Regions from separate parts of the Homo sapiens genome. Here region 1 is linked to region 2. A link is a contact called in ENCODE Hi-C data. All regions are on one chromosome and are shown on one strand. The core of a region is the stretch at or near the end of the contact, and the rest is flanking DNA. Distances in the headings are between cores, read along the strand shown. Region 1 holds the start of BIRC2 (baculoviral IAP repeat containing 2). Region 2 holds the start of NPAT (nuclear protein, coactivator of histone transcription).

Region 1 (6,359 bases), core at 3,213-5,712, 5.9 Mb after region 2:
AATTACAATTAAAATGGGCAGTCAGATATGCTTTTTTCTTTTTTTTTTTTTTTTTTTTTTTGAGACAGAGTCTTGCTCTGTTACCCAGGCTGGAGTTCAGTGGCACAATCCTGGCTCACTGCAGCCTCCGCCTCCTGAGCTCAAGCGATTCTCCTGTCTCAGCCTCCCGAGAAGCTGGGACTACGGCCACGCGCCACCACGCCCAGCTAGTTTTTGTATTTTTAGTACATACGGGGTTTCACCATGTTGGTCAGGCTGGTCTCAAACTCCTGACCTCAGGTGATCCACCTATCTCGGCCTCCCAAAGTGCTGGGATTACAGGTGTGAGCCACCACGCCCATCTAAGATATGCTCTTAATACATGGACTTTTACATTTGACTTATTCCTGCATCCATTCTATGTCCCTTCTTGTTTTCCTGTTCTTACCTTTTTCTAACGTCTTTTTAATCTATTTTATATGTCTTTGTAATCCTTAAGTACTCTTTAAAAGAAATGGGAAATAAATAAAATGTACGGTCATACTTGTAACTGACTTACAAAAGTACACAGAAGACTGCAGAATATTTTTCAACAAAATAATTAAAGTTAAAATGTGATCTTTTAGAAGGATAATTCCCCAATGGCATAAAAGAGGCTTTGTTATAATTTAAAGGTAAACAAAATCATGTAGGCATGCCTACTTCTTTTAAGCACAGAGTTTTTTGTACAAATACCTTTTTCAAAACAATTACCTTGGAAACCACTTGGCATGTTCTACCCATGGATCATCTCCAGATTCCCAACACCTCAAGCCACCATCACAACAAAAGCATTTGACATCATCATTGCGACCTTCAGGAAAAAAAAGACTAAATATTGAAAACACGTATGTTCTAATATGTAAATTAAAATAAAATGATAAAATGTATAGTTATTTGCTTCTTACCCACATAATAAAAACCAGCACTTGCAAGCTGCTCAGGCTGAACTGGAACACTAGATGGCCAGTACATAAATGTTCTCATTCGAGCTGCATGTGTCTGCATGCTCAGATTTGAAATGCTAAACCTCAGAGTTTCTAGAGAATTTTCCAAAAATGGACAGTTGGGAAAATGCCTCCGGTGTTCTGACATAGCATCATCCTTTGGTTCCCAGTTACTGAGCTTCCCACCACAGGCAAAGCAGGCTACCCTATCTCCAGGTCCTATATAATAAAAACCAGCTCTTGCCAATTCTGATGGTGACAAAAAAGTTAATGGCCACATATGGTAGGTAAGAAATCTGGCTTCTTCAGTACTCATTGCATAACTGTAGGGGTTAGTCCTCGATGAAGAGATGTCTTCAACTGCTCTAGAATTAAGAGGGTTTGGAGAAAGGCTGGAGTAAGAACCACTGAACAAGCTACTATGTTCCAAGGTGGGAGATAATGAATGTGCAAAACTGTTTCTCATTGGAGACGTATTCTTAGAGGTGGATCCCAGACTAGCTGAAACCAGATTCTGAATAAAGCTACAGCTAGGATATAGCTGTTTATGCTTTTGAATAGGACTGTCTCCTAGTTTCCAGTTATCCAGCATCAGGCCACAACAGAAGCATTTGACCTTGTCATTCACACCAGTATAATAAAAACCAGCACGAGCAAGACTCCTTTCTGAGACAGGCACCCCGGCGGGGAAAGTTGAATATGTAGACATTCTGTAGAGTTCACAGGAAAAGTCATACTTCATTTTTTGTTTGTTGCTGTTTGTCCAATCTGACAAGATCGTGCTATCTTCCATTATACTCTTAATGTTTTGATACGAGGGACCTGGGAAAAGTCTTTGGGAGGCAGTTTTGTGCATGAGTAGGTGACAGTACTGTTTGATAGCTAAAACATTCACATGAAATTTCTTCACATGAACTAAGATTTTTACCACAAAAAGAAATCAATGATAGACTCTTATGTAGAATTTACTACACTTTCTTTACTGGATTTATCTCAGTTTATATTCAGGTAGGATGAGTATCTCTCTGAATTACCAAGATACTACTTAGAACACAACTCTTTGGGGTTGTAGTAACTCTTTCAGGTAACCTAAGTGCTATTTGTTCATAATCTTGAGTAATACTAACTTAAAGCCCTGAAAGGTGGATGCACTTCTGAAAATATTAAAACTCCTTGATTTTTCACAGAGATTTATATTAACAAAATTCTAAGCAACTATAGAATACCTAAATTATGCCTTTTATTTATATTTGGTTACAAGCTATGAAGCCTGAATAACAGACCAATTACTGATTATGCCACAAGGTAAAAAATTATATGCAGGCTTCTTTCCCTATAAGCACTTTAACATGACAACCCAAAAAATCTCATTTTATTCCAATAAACAAAAGTAATTAAAACCTTCATATGGTCACACTATTTAAAAGCTAAGTTCACACAGCTTATCATCATAGTATTTACTTAAGTGGGCTAAATTACTTCAGCTGACAACTTTTGGGGGAAGTCAATACCCACAAGCTTTGTTGAACCTGTGCCTGCTATAGTGCTTGATGTCAAATGAATTTGGCTTAAAGTTCAAAAACTGTAAACTCTATCTTTGTTAAATATCATTTGTATTTGTTTCCATTTCCTGCAGCATCATGTTGACTTTCTTCCTAACTTTGTATACCACTATTATTCTTGATCAACTGAAGGTATTTTCTCCATAAACTTAGTTAGCCATAAAATTTCCACAGCACACTTTTTACACTGCATTTAAAAACTAAATAACCTGTTCATCATTTAAGGACTATTCAGCTATAATTATCAGTCATGTTGTAAACATTAATCAATTTATCACAAGATAAAACTTGTCCTTTCTAGTGTTATCAGAAACGCCTAACAAAATATTGTACTACCAAAAAAGTACTGCTTAGCATAAAGTATCAGTAATCAACTCTACTAGCCTTCTTTCTGAAAACTCTTCAATGTTTTAAAAATATAATTCATACACAAAATTACACTCCATAGAATTCAAACTATATCCCTTTATAAAGTTTCGAGATCTCCATAATGGGATTTATTACTGCAGGGGGACAAAATAGGGATAGGGAGATTCTTCAGGGTTGTAAATCTGAAAAGAAAAAACAAAAAGTATTTTAGAAAACTGTATGTGCATGCCAAATAGAACTTACATACTCTTCAATTTATTCAGTAAAGTCTAAGAATAATTCACACTTTAGATAATACATCTTAATTCCAGCAATTTGTCACAACTTTCTAAATGAAAAAGCTATTAATTAAAATAAGTAAATGCAACATACTCCCCATAGCACTAACTATACGTGTCTTTAAAACGCACAACTTCAGAGACAGATGGAAATTTTCACACAGGAAACATTTTGTCCTTGCTCTCCTCCCCTTTTCTGGCCTAAAGGTAACTCTGGCACTCTGCTGGAGGCAAAGGCACATTGGTTAAAAAGACAGACAGACACTCCACTACACCCTGTCAGCAGCAGTACAGCAGGAATTAAGACAGCAACGTTAGTTTGTAATATCAAGTCTCTCCACGACTAGGAAAACTGCAGTAAAATGCACCACGAGTTCATTAATATAAACTCTTAAACTCTGCCATTCCCTTACAATTTCAAAGCAACGACCACAGAAAGCAACTCGAAAACAAAACCTAACACAGTGGCCTGTGAAACAGTGGCTCCGGCACTACGACCACTGGCATGATTGCTTTAATTACACCCGGTCTTATATCCTATCTTTAAATGAAAGATTTTTATCTACGTGCACCGCACTGCTGCATTCTCTTTACGCAAATTGCAGCTGGGCAGGGGATAGGATGGAAGGGAAAAGAATAGAAACTATGGGATTTACCCAATAATTTCCCAGAGTTGCTTCTCACAATACACAACAGACGACTACTGGAATGACAGAGCGCAGTGGCAACTATGAAATATGAAATATCGCCGCCACCGAAATATCTTCGTTTCAATGTATTACATTAAAAGAACGCCGAGGGCTAAGTTTAAAACCTTGCAAAAACTGCGAGAAAACATCTTGGTCAAAGTCCAAGGGCCAGAAGAGTGGGCGGCGGCCAGAGGCTTGAAAACAAGTCATTTTAAAAATCGCTTTGACTGCAAGTCTCGAAGTTGGGGCTTCCGAATCCAATAAAACCTTGGCGAGAGTAGAAAGCAGAGAGCCCCCGGCGACCCTCGACCCTTGGCCGAAGGGCCTCAGGCCCCGTCCTTCCTCGTTCGCCGCCACATCAGGGAAGTGGGCCCCCGCGGGCCCTCGCGTCCCCACCCGCCCCACGCCGCCCGAGCCCGGAAGGAGCAGCACTCACCGCAGTGCGGGCGCAGCAAACACGGAAGCTGCGCGGCTGCCTAGAGGCCTCCGCAGAGCCGGGAATCAGCGGCGCCGACAAGGAGATACGGCCCGCTCGGCTCGGATCAGCCCGGGCGCTCCCGAAGCCCGCCGCCCCATCCGGGCTCACTCTGACGCACGATGACGTCAGCGCGCCCGGCCGAGGACCAGCGTTAGCCGCCGCGCGAGGGCGCCCGGGAGGCTGGGGCCGGAAAGCGGAACCGAGAGCGCTTTCCGCCGTGCGGCGATGAACCTCCGGGAAAGACGCTGGGAGGCCAGGATGCCCGGCGCAACTGGACGCTCATCGGGAGTCACGGGGTCGGCCCTCAGGGGAACGGGGACTATCCGTATCAACTCGGTGTTTGTTCGTTTTCTTCACCTTGCGGTTTGTGCCCTCTCCACATTTCCTCTCTGTGTCTACCATTCTCCTGGGGGACGTGGCAAACCGTGAGCCGCTGCGTTTGAGTTTTGGGAAACCCTGCGGAAACGCCCTGGCGCCGGTGGTTTTGCGCGTCCTACCCTGTGTCACCTCAGGGTTATGATCTGGCCCCTGGCAAGGCTCCCCAAGTGTGATGCCTCCCCCCGTCCAGATGACTGCATTTTGAGGATGGAGTCAGTCTGGTGGCATTTTTTGCTTAAGTAAACAATTGTAACCGTTTGTGTAGCATCAGCGTTCAACAGCTGCCTGTGCAAATCGAAAAAAGCGAAACTTTGGAAACTAGGAAGCATCAGATGAATAATTCTGAAGACTTGATGTCAACGGGAGTATCTTGTTTTTAAACTTTTGGTTTTCTGTTCTGGAGACAAACAGTTCATATGCACTAAAGAAAAAAGTGTCATTATTTCAGATGCTCATTGCCAGCAAAGAGAACTGTATTGCAAGTCAGGCTTCACTCCCAGTATTTTCTGAATGTTTCAATAAAATGAAATATATACGTCTGCCTGTGTATTGGTGTACATGCACATATAATTGTACATAAACCAGAGAGGAGCCCAATTTTTTTTAATGCTTAGGTAATAGAAAATTTGTAAATAAAAACCCTTGGCTTTTGCTAGTCATGGACCTTTTGTATCCCCCCGCCATACTCCCCCAATAGTGCCATAGACACAGTGTCGTGCAGTAAATGTTTGTGGTATGACAACCAACGAACGACTTTTGAAGTTGACGCTCTTTGCCCGTTGAATCCGATGCTTGCTTCTCTCTGGGGAACTCCAAGGGGCAAATATTTAAAAAACTTCCAAATAGCAAGCCACTTAATTAGGGAGCCGGGGGAATTCCAAGACCCTGAACCATTTCCCATTTCCTGTCTGTGTCATTTCTGCCTGCCAGTCAGTCACAGAACAGGAGGTCTACTGTTCCAATGTTAATAGTCAAAGAAAGTGAGTGTAACAGTTTGTAATACAGAGAAAAGAAATGCCATGGCTCCCAATGACTAAAAACTTCCAAAAATGCACCTGGGGCTTGGTAGTAGTTTAGTATTTAGTTCAAGTCACTATTTCTCGGAAGGTTTACAGAACATTCCTAACACATGTGGGAAAATATATATAGCAAGAATTGTTCATTCTGAACTCAAGATTATTTCTCTTTTTCAGTTCTTGTCCTGACCAAAGCAGTAAGATAATGAATATACTTAAGTATAGGGGAAAGCTTGCATTTCAAAAACTCAAAAGCCTTAGATATTTTTAACAAAAAATATTTGTAATATTTACATATAATAAATAGTACCTCATAACTTTTAATCTTGTATAACTTTGTAGTCTAGTGTTACAGCTAGTTAATTCAGTTACCTGTTTATTCAGTTAATTTTTTTTCATTTTGCTAGTATAAAGTTGCTGTTAATCTTAAAAAAATAAGCTATGTATGTCTGCTGCAGTTGCCCTTCTAACGTTTTTCACATTTATGTAGAAAAAAAATTTACAGTATTTAAAACAATTTTGAAGAAGAAAAGTAAGATTGGAAGGTCTTGTCCTACCAGGTAATGAGTTACAATAAAGCCATAGTAATTGAGACAGTCTTGTATTATTAAACGCCCTAAGATG
Region 2 (6,315 bases), core at 1-2,500:
ACACTTTGTGCCTTTACACGCATTTTTCCTTCCATCTGGAAGGCTTCTACCATCTGCCAAGGTAACACTGCGAGGTCTCACCACAAACTGAATTGATAGTCTCAGGCTGAGTTTGCAGAGAACCAAAGTCACTCCTCTACCATCAGAGTACTCCCCTATCACCACATACATTATCATCCACTGTAGTTGTCTTATCTGTACCTGGTAAATACAGCAGCTAACGCTCACGAGTGCTCACCACAGGTCAAGATTATCTCACTTATCTTCACAAGACAGTAGAGAGCGGCCACACGACTGACAGAATTCCAATTCCAGCCGTATGATTCCAGAGCCCAAGCTCTTAACCGCGAGGCTGAAGTTGAAATATCAATAAATGCTCGCTGACTAAAAGTACTAAATACGAGAGAGAGATCAAAAGATGACTAGTCAAGTCGCGTAGTTAAATCTGAACCCTAAGGTGACACAAAAAGAGGATGCGCAGGAGGCAGGGTTCAATTCAGGGCGTTTAAAAGGAGGAGGTTATTGGCCAAGTCCGCTAAGCACCCGGAGAGAGGCCAGGAAAGATGGAGTGAGGAGAGGGAGGAGTCAAGGGCCACTCTGGAGGGGTGCATGAGATTGGCGGTCTGGGGAGAGGACAGACTGGGTCGCACACGACTGAATTTCCCAGCGCAGAAGCCGCTGCGTTGCCTCCGCGCCCCTACCACTGCACTCGGAAGGTCAAAGTAGTATCAACCGCGGCGGTGGCTGCAGCGCAGATCCCGACTCCTCTCGCCTCCTCCCGCGGCCACGGCTTCTTTTCTCCGTTAGCCACGCAGCTACCTACTCCCGCTTCCGGTTCAAACCCTGCGTGACTGCCCAGCGCCCACTTCTGGAGGAAGAAGCAACGCCAAGCAGCCGCAGAGCACGGTATGCCCATGCGCATCCAGTATCACGCGGTCTCCGCGCTCAAAACACTGCCCCAAAACATTCGGCCCGTCGGAGCAAACGCGCCTGCGCCATGTCCACCAATGGCCAGCGACTTAGCGTTTGCGGCTCGCCCTTCGGCTCGGGCTCCGGGGCTCTCACCCACCCTCTTCGCCCTCGTCGTCCTCCCCGCCCTCCTCATCCCCGCCCCTCCAAGTCTGAGGACGGAAGTGACGACAGTTCCGAAGGCGAACGGAGGCGGGTTTCATTTCGGCGCCTTTCTTTCTCTGGCGGAAGCGATTGGCTGCCGTGAAGCGAAAGAGGCGGGACAAATTGCCGCGAGTTCAGTGCCGCCACTGGAACCAGGAGATGCGGCGCAGGAGCTGTCGCTGTGTTTGCTTTAACCTGAGTCTTGTTCCTTATTGTGGTTCCTGCTGTGGTTTTGATCATGTTGTTACCCTCGGACGTAGCCCGGCTTGTATTGGGTAAGCGCGGACGCGGGATGGAGGGTTATTGGACCCGGCTATGCTGGACAGAAGGACCTTTGAGGCCAAAGGTTTTCCCTTGGTAGGGAAGCTTTGGGGTTTTGCCTCCCAGCTTACGAGTTGAGACTGGCGGTGATTCTTCGTCATTCGGAGGTTCTGGGCAGTTTAAGCCTCTTTGTATGTAGATGCTCCTCTCTTCAGAGGCTGCGTGGCGAGGGGAAGCCCGAGGGGAAGCTCGGGGTGGAACACCTGGGGCGGATTCGGAAGGAAAGTCAGGCCTCCACACTTAATTAGGACCCCTGAAAGAGCATTTGTCTGCATGACGGACGGATTGCGTGTGCTTCAACCTTGGGCGCAATTTCCTTGGTTCAGTGTTGGGACCAAAATAGGGCAAATAGGGAGTTCCCCGGCCCCCCATCTTTGTAGAGAGACCTTCCTGGCGCCCTTCTAATAACCCGCCCTTATAACTACGAATTTGGGAGTAGGGGTGATCTTCCTTCTCCATCCTCCACGCAATACGTCGTCCAGTGTAGAGGTGTGAAATGCCAGTTGCATATTTTAAAACAGCAATTCCTGTTCCTTTGATCAGCGAAAAATTTCAGAGGGTTAATTGCCTTAAATTAGTTGAACGTTTTCTAGCCCTAGTTTTACCTTCATTTGAGGAGGGATTGTTTGTGGGTCACTTGTCTGTCAGGGTGTATTGTCTGTGTGAGAGACGGGTTTTGTTGTTGTTTGTCCCCTGAAAGAATAAAGAGGATTGTACTACAGGGGACGAGAGCCAGGTAAAGCTCAAAACCCGAGCCAGTAATTTACGGACGTCGTATGCGACGTCCCTAAAAGTAAATGGCAAGCATCTGTGATGAAACCTCCCATAGTATTCACAGCCATTACTACTATTATTTTATTGTTCGGAAAACCCATTTGTCTTGTGCCTCTTTTAAATGCCCAGCGCTGTCCACAAAAATGTTATTTGCGCAGGGCTCTTGATAAGCACATTTTGCAGGAAACGTTAAACGGAAATGGTTCCACCATCCATTTTTGAAGAAACTTAATGACAAGTTTAATGTTTTGTTAATGTCTGATTAATCTTTTGCTTAAGAATTCTGAGTTTTGGCAGTTTGGTAATCTAGTTGAGTTTCGGTAACTATAGTCTTAAACATGGTTTCTCAGCCTCAGTACTGTTAACATTTTGGGCCTCATAATTCTTTATTGTGGGGAGCTATCCTGTGCTCAAACATTGTAGGATGTTTAGCAGCATTCCTGGCTTCTATTCACTAGATTACAGTAGGACACCCGTTCCCCACCCTACCCTTACCCAGTTGTGATCAGTGAAAATGTCTCTAGATATTGCTAGTATGTCCCCTGGAGGGCAGAATCACCCCTAGTTAAGAAAGCCCTAAGAAAGCAGTATCATTTTCTAATTGAAATAATTCACATCGATGTGTGAGTATTCTTTCTCCACAAACCAGCTACTCTGCTGACTTCCTGCTTTTCATTTAATGGACAAAAAACGCCAGCCATGGTTTTCTTATCTTAAAAATCTTTGTCATTCACATTCCATTTTCACTGCCACCAATCCCGCAATGTGCCTGCCATTACTTCTCTTTTGGACTTCTGTCATGGCTTCCCAGACAGTTGTCCTCGCAATTCATTTTATTTACTGTTGTTACAAATCTCCCTGAAGCTTTCACACTATACCTTTTAGTCTGAAAGTTGAGATAATTCTATTCTTACTAAAAATTTCAGATGGGCAGGAGTATACAATACAAAAAAGCCTCCCCATGCCTAATGCTCTTACTTTTGTCGTTTATCATTTTACATCTTAAATAGATACATATCGTGTATATCTTTCTCATATGAGGTTTATTATTTACTCATGATTCTTTTCCTATCAGTACCCCCTCGCCATCTTCAGCTCCTCTTGTTATTGGTCCCTTCATAATGTTTTTTTTCTAGCAAATCTTTGGGTGCCTAGTATGTTCCAAACACTGTGCCAATTGCTGAACATAGAGAAGTTAAGTTTTCTCCCCTTAGTGTTCAGATAATTAGGTTTTTTTTAAATTCTTAAACATACACACAAAAAAACACTTTTCTGGACCCCACTAGACATTAGACACCCATTAAACAGAACATTCTGTCTTATGTTCTGTGTCACCCTTTCACAAGTCAAATTTATTCAAAGAACAATGAATTCCACTTAGTTGCTGTTCTTCACCTACCTTTTATCCTTCAGGATACTGCACTCTGACTTTTGCATCTCACTACTCCACTTAAGTAGCCCTTATTGCCTTGCTGGGATTTTACAAAATGTTGTGTGGGCCAGAATACATCAAAGTGTTTGTTGCCTCTGGGCCATCAGTTCAGTTTTTATCTATTTATTCAAGGTGCTCTGTGGAACTGATCCTACCTACCTCTCCAACTTGATCTCAACTTCCTAACATCTGTTTTATGCTGCAGACATGCCAAACGAATTGAAGTTTCTTTGAAAATTCTTGTATGTATTCTACTTCTCTTTGTCTTCCTAGTACACTTCTATTCAAGGTTCAGGTCATGCCTGATCTCTGAAACTTCATTCAGCAAGTACAGTCAGTACTTCTTAAATGTTGCCATAGCATTGTACTTCTGTTACAACCTTATCATGTCTCATTGTAGATGTGTGTTTACTTTTTTTTGATAAAATATACTAACAAAATTCAACACTTAAAAATGTATAGTTCTTAAAGCCCAAAACAATGAGTTTGTTGTTGTTGTTGTTGTTGTTGTTGTTTGTTTTTAATGTACAGATCAGTAGTGTTAACTATATTGACATTTTTCTGCAACCATCACTACCATCAGTTTCTGGAACTTTTTCATCTTCCCAATTTGAAACTTACTTGGTTTTTTGTTTTATTAGTAGTCTTAGTCATGGATGAATGGACAAGCTTCAAGAGTTCTGGGAGTCCCCAAAACTATCATCTGTGAAGGTTTTCTTGAATAGATTTGTTACCTTCTGTATGAGACAGCATGCAGTAAAAAAAGTAGAAACCATTCTGAGTATTTAACATGGAAAGATTTAATGAGAGAATTCGTTTACACTGGTGAGAGAAAAGCTAAGACGCCCAGCAGCTTACAACTAAGGCATCTCAGTGGTTAGCAACAGTAGGAAGCCACTATGCTAATGAGAAGGATAAGGAGAGAGGAAGCAATCAAGAGGCTGGTTTGACTGCGGAACGTGGAAGACTTGTCTGATGAGGGAGTGGTAGTCTTAGAGGAGACTCTACTGAGGCAGAAAGGGAATGGGGGAAAAATATGGCTGCTTCCTCCTGCCCTCCAGCCTCCCACCAGTGCTTCCTATTTACTGAGCCCAGCCAGTAGCAGGCCGACAGAAGAGCTTGGGGAACATTGCCTATATAGAGTCAAGCTTTATGTCATACAGTAGAGAGCGACAGAAGGGTCAAGAACGTGTTTGAGGTCAAACAGGACCAAAACTGACACACCCCTAACAGGTCAAGAGCTGCTGGTTCTATTCACCTTTATATCACCAAAACATAGATATTTAATAAAACATTTGCAAAAGTATGGCTCTGATTATGACACTCCTTTGTTTATTTAATAATATATGTACTCATTGCTGTCTAAAACTTTTCATGATCCTTACCCATTTTGTCTTTTCTGTTGTATCTCCAACTGTTACCCTTCATAAACCTTGTGCTGCATCCAAACTGGACATGTTCCCCAAATATGATTGCATATATACTTTCTGTCAGCTTCTTTGGGATTCCCAACCATCCTTCAGTACTCATCTGCACCTTCAAACATCACATAATTTCCAAGCTTAGTAGTGGTTTCTCCAGCCCCTCCCTTCCCATGAAGTGAGTCAGCTCTATTTTCTTACCATTTTTGCTTTGCATTACAGTTATTTGTGTATATATCTTCTATCTCCAAGTAAATTGTAACTTTATAGACAGAAACCTTGTCCCTGTTATTTGTGGATCTAGTAATATAAGACAACATAAGGTACGGCTTCCTAAGAATTATTTGCATGCTTAACGAACATTAAATTACTAATCTTTCTAGGAAATAATAAAATATGTGAAGGAGATGTTTTCACATAGCGTGCTTTACTATCTCTTGCTTGCTTTAAACCTCTCTTTTTATCTTTCCCTCTCTACAAGTAGGAAGAAAAAATACCCTTCATATAGTTAGGATCTTATCCTTTCTTCTCTTTTTCGGTTGTTTCCCCTTCAATTCATTTAGTTACTCATTACCACCTCCACTTATAATAAAAGTAGGCTGAAGATAATATTATGTTAAGAAGGAAACTCAGGCATACTTTCTTACCTATTCGGGGACCTTTGTCAGTAAGTTTACACAAAAAAATACACTTCTTTTATTCTTAAGTTGTTTTTAGGAATAAAAGGAAAAAACAGTAATAACTAATATTAGTTGTAGAATAACGATTTGTATTATACTGATAAGAGATGATTAGTGCCTAGTTTGTATTTTCTATTTTATTTATTTATTTCTTGAGACAGAATTGCACTCTTGTCATCCAGGCTGGGTGCAGCAGTGAGATCTTGGCTTACTGCAACCTCTGCCTCCCAGGTTCAAGTGATTCTCCTGCCTCAGCCTCTGAAGTAGCTGGGATTACAGGCGCTCACCACCACGCCCGGCTAATTTTTGTATTTTTAGTAGAGACTGGGTTTCACCATATTGGCCAGGCTGTTCTGGAACTCCTGACCTCAAGTGATCCATGCGCCTCGGCCTCCCAAAGTGCTGGGATTATAGCCATGAGCCACTGTGCCCAGCCAGTATTTTCATCATATTTGGATTTTCATTCATCTAACACCAGAGATTTAGAATTAATTTGTGCCTAAAATTTCCTGTTACCTGACTGAGAATTGGTTATAGTCAGATACTTAATGATGATAAATAAACATTTTGTAGG

The links. Hi-C counts contacts between places; a loop is a spot of excess contacts on that map. Pooled maps may share reads with other maps.
Region 1: a pooled map shows a loop between it and region 2 (6-fold over the local background). The contact joins the promoter of BIRC2 here to the promoter of NPAT in region 2. A Hi-C loop is called at or near these places in 10 of 50 pooled maps.

Annotation. Positions count from the first base shown.
Region 1 is chr11:102,345,317-102,351,675 of GRCh38, reverse strand. BIRC2 (baculoviral IAP repeat containing 2) reads right to left here and starts at 4,462. Exons shown (of 9, transcript NM_001166.5): 1 at 4,300-4,462; 2 at 927-3,078; 3 at 733-832. The coding sequence starts at 1,821. RefSeq lists an enhancer at 3,841-3,910.
Region 2 is chr11:108,217,573-108,223,887 of GRCh38, reverse strand. NPAT (nuclear protein, coactivator of histone transcription) reads left to right here and starts at 1,250. Exons shown (of 18, transcript NM_002519.3): 1 at 1,250-1,388. The coding sequence starts at 1,352. It overlaps ATM (ATM serine/threonine kinase), which reads right to left and starts at 821. Exons shown (of 63, transcript NM_000051.4): 1 at 702-821. RefSeq lists enhancers at 335-414, 725-884, 1,295-1,354, 4,330-4,831, 5,392-5,536 and a cis regulatory region at 5,464.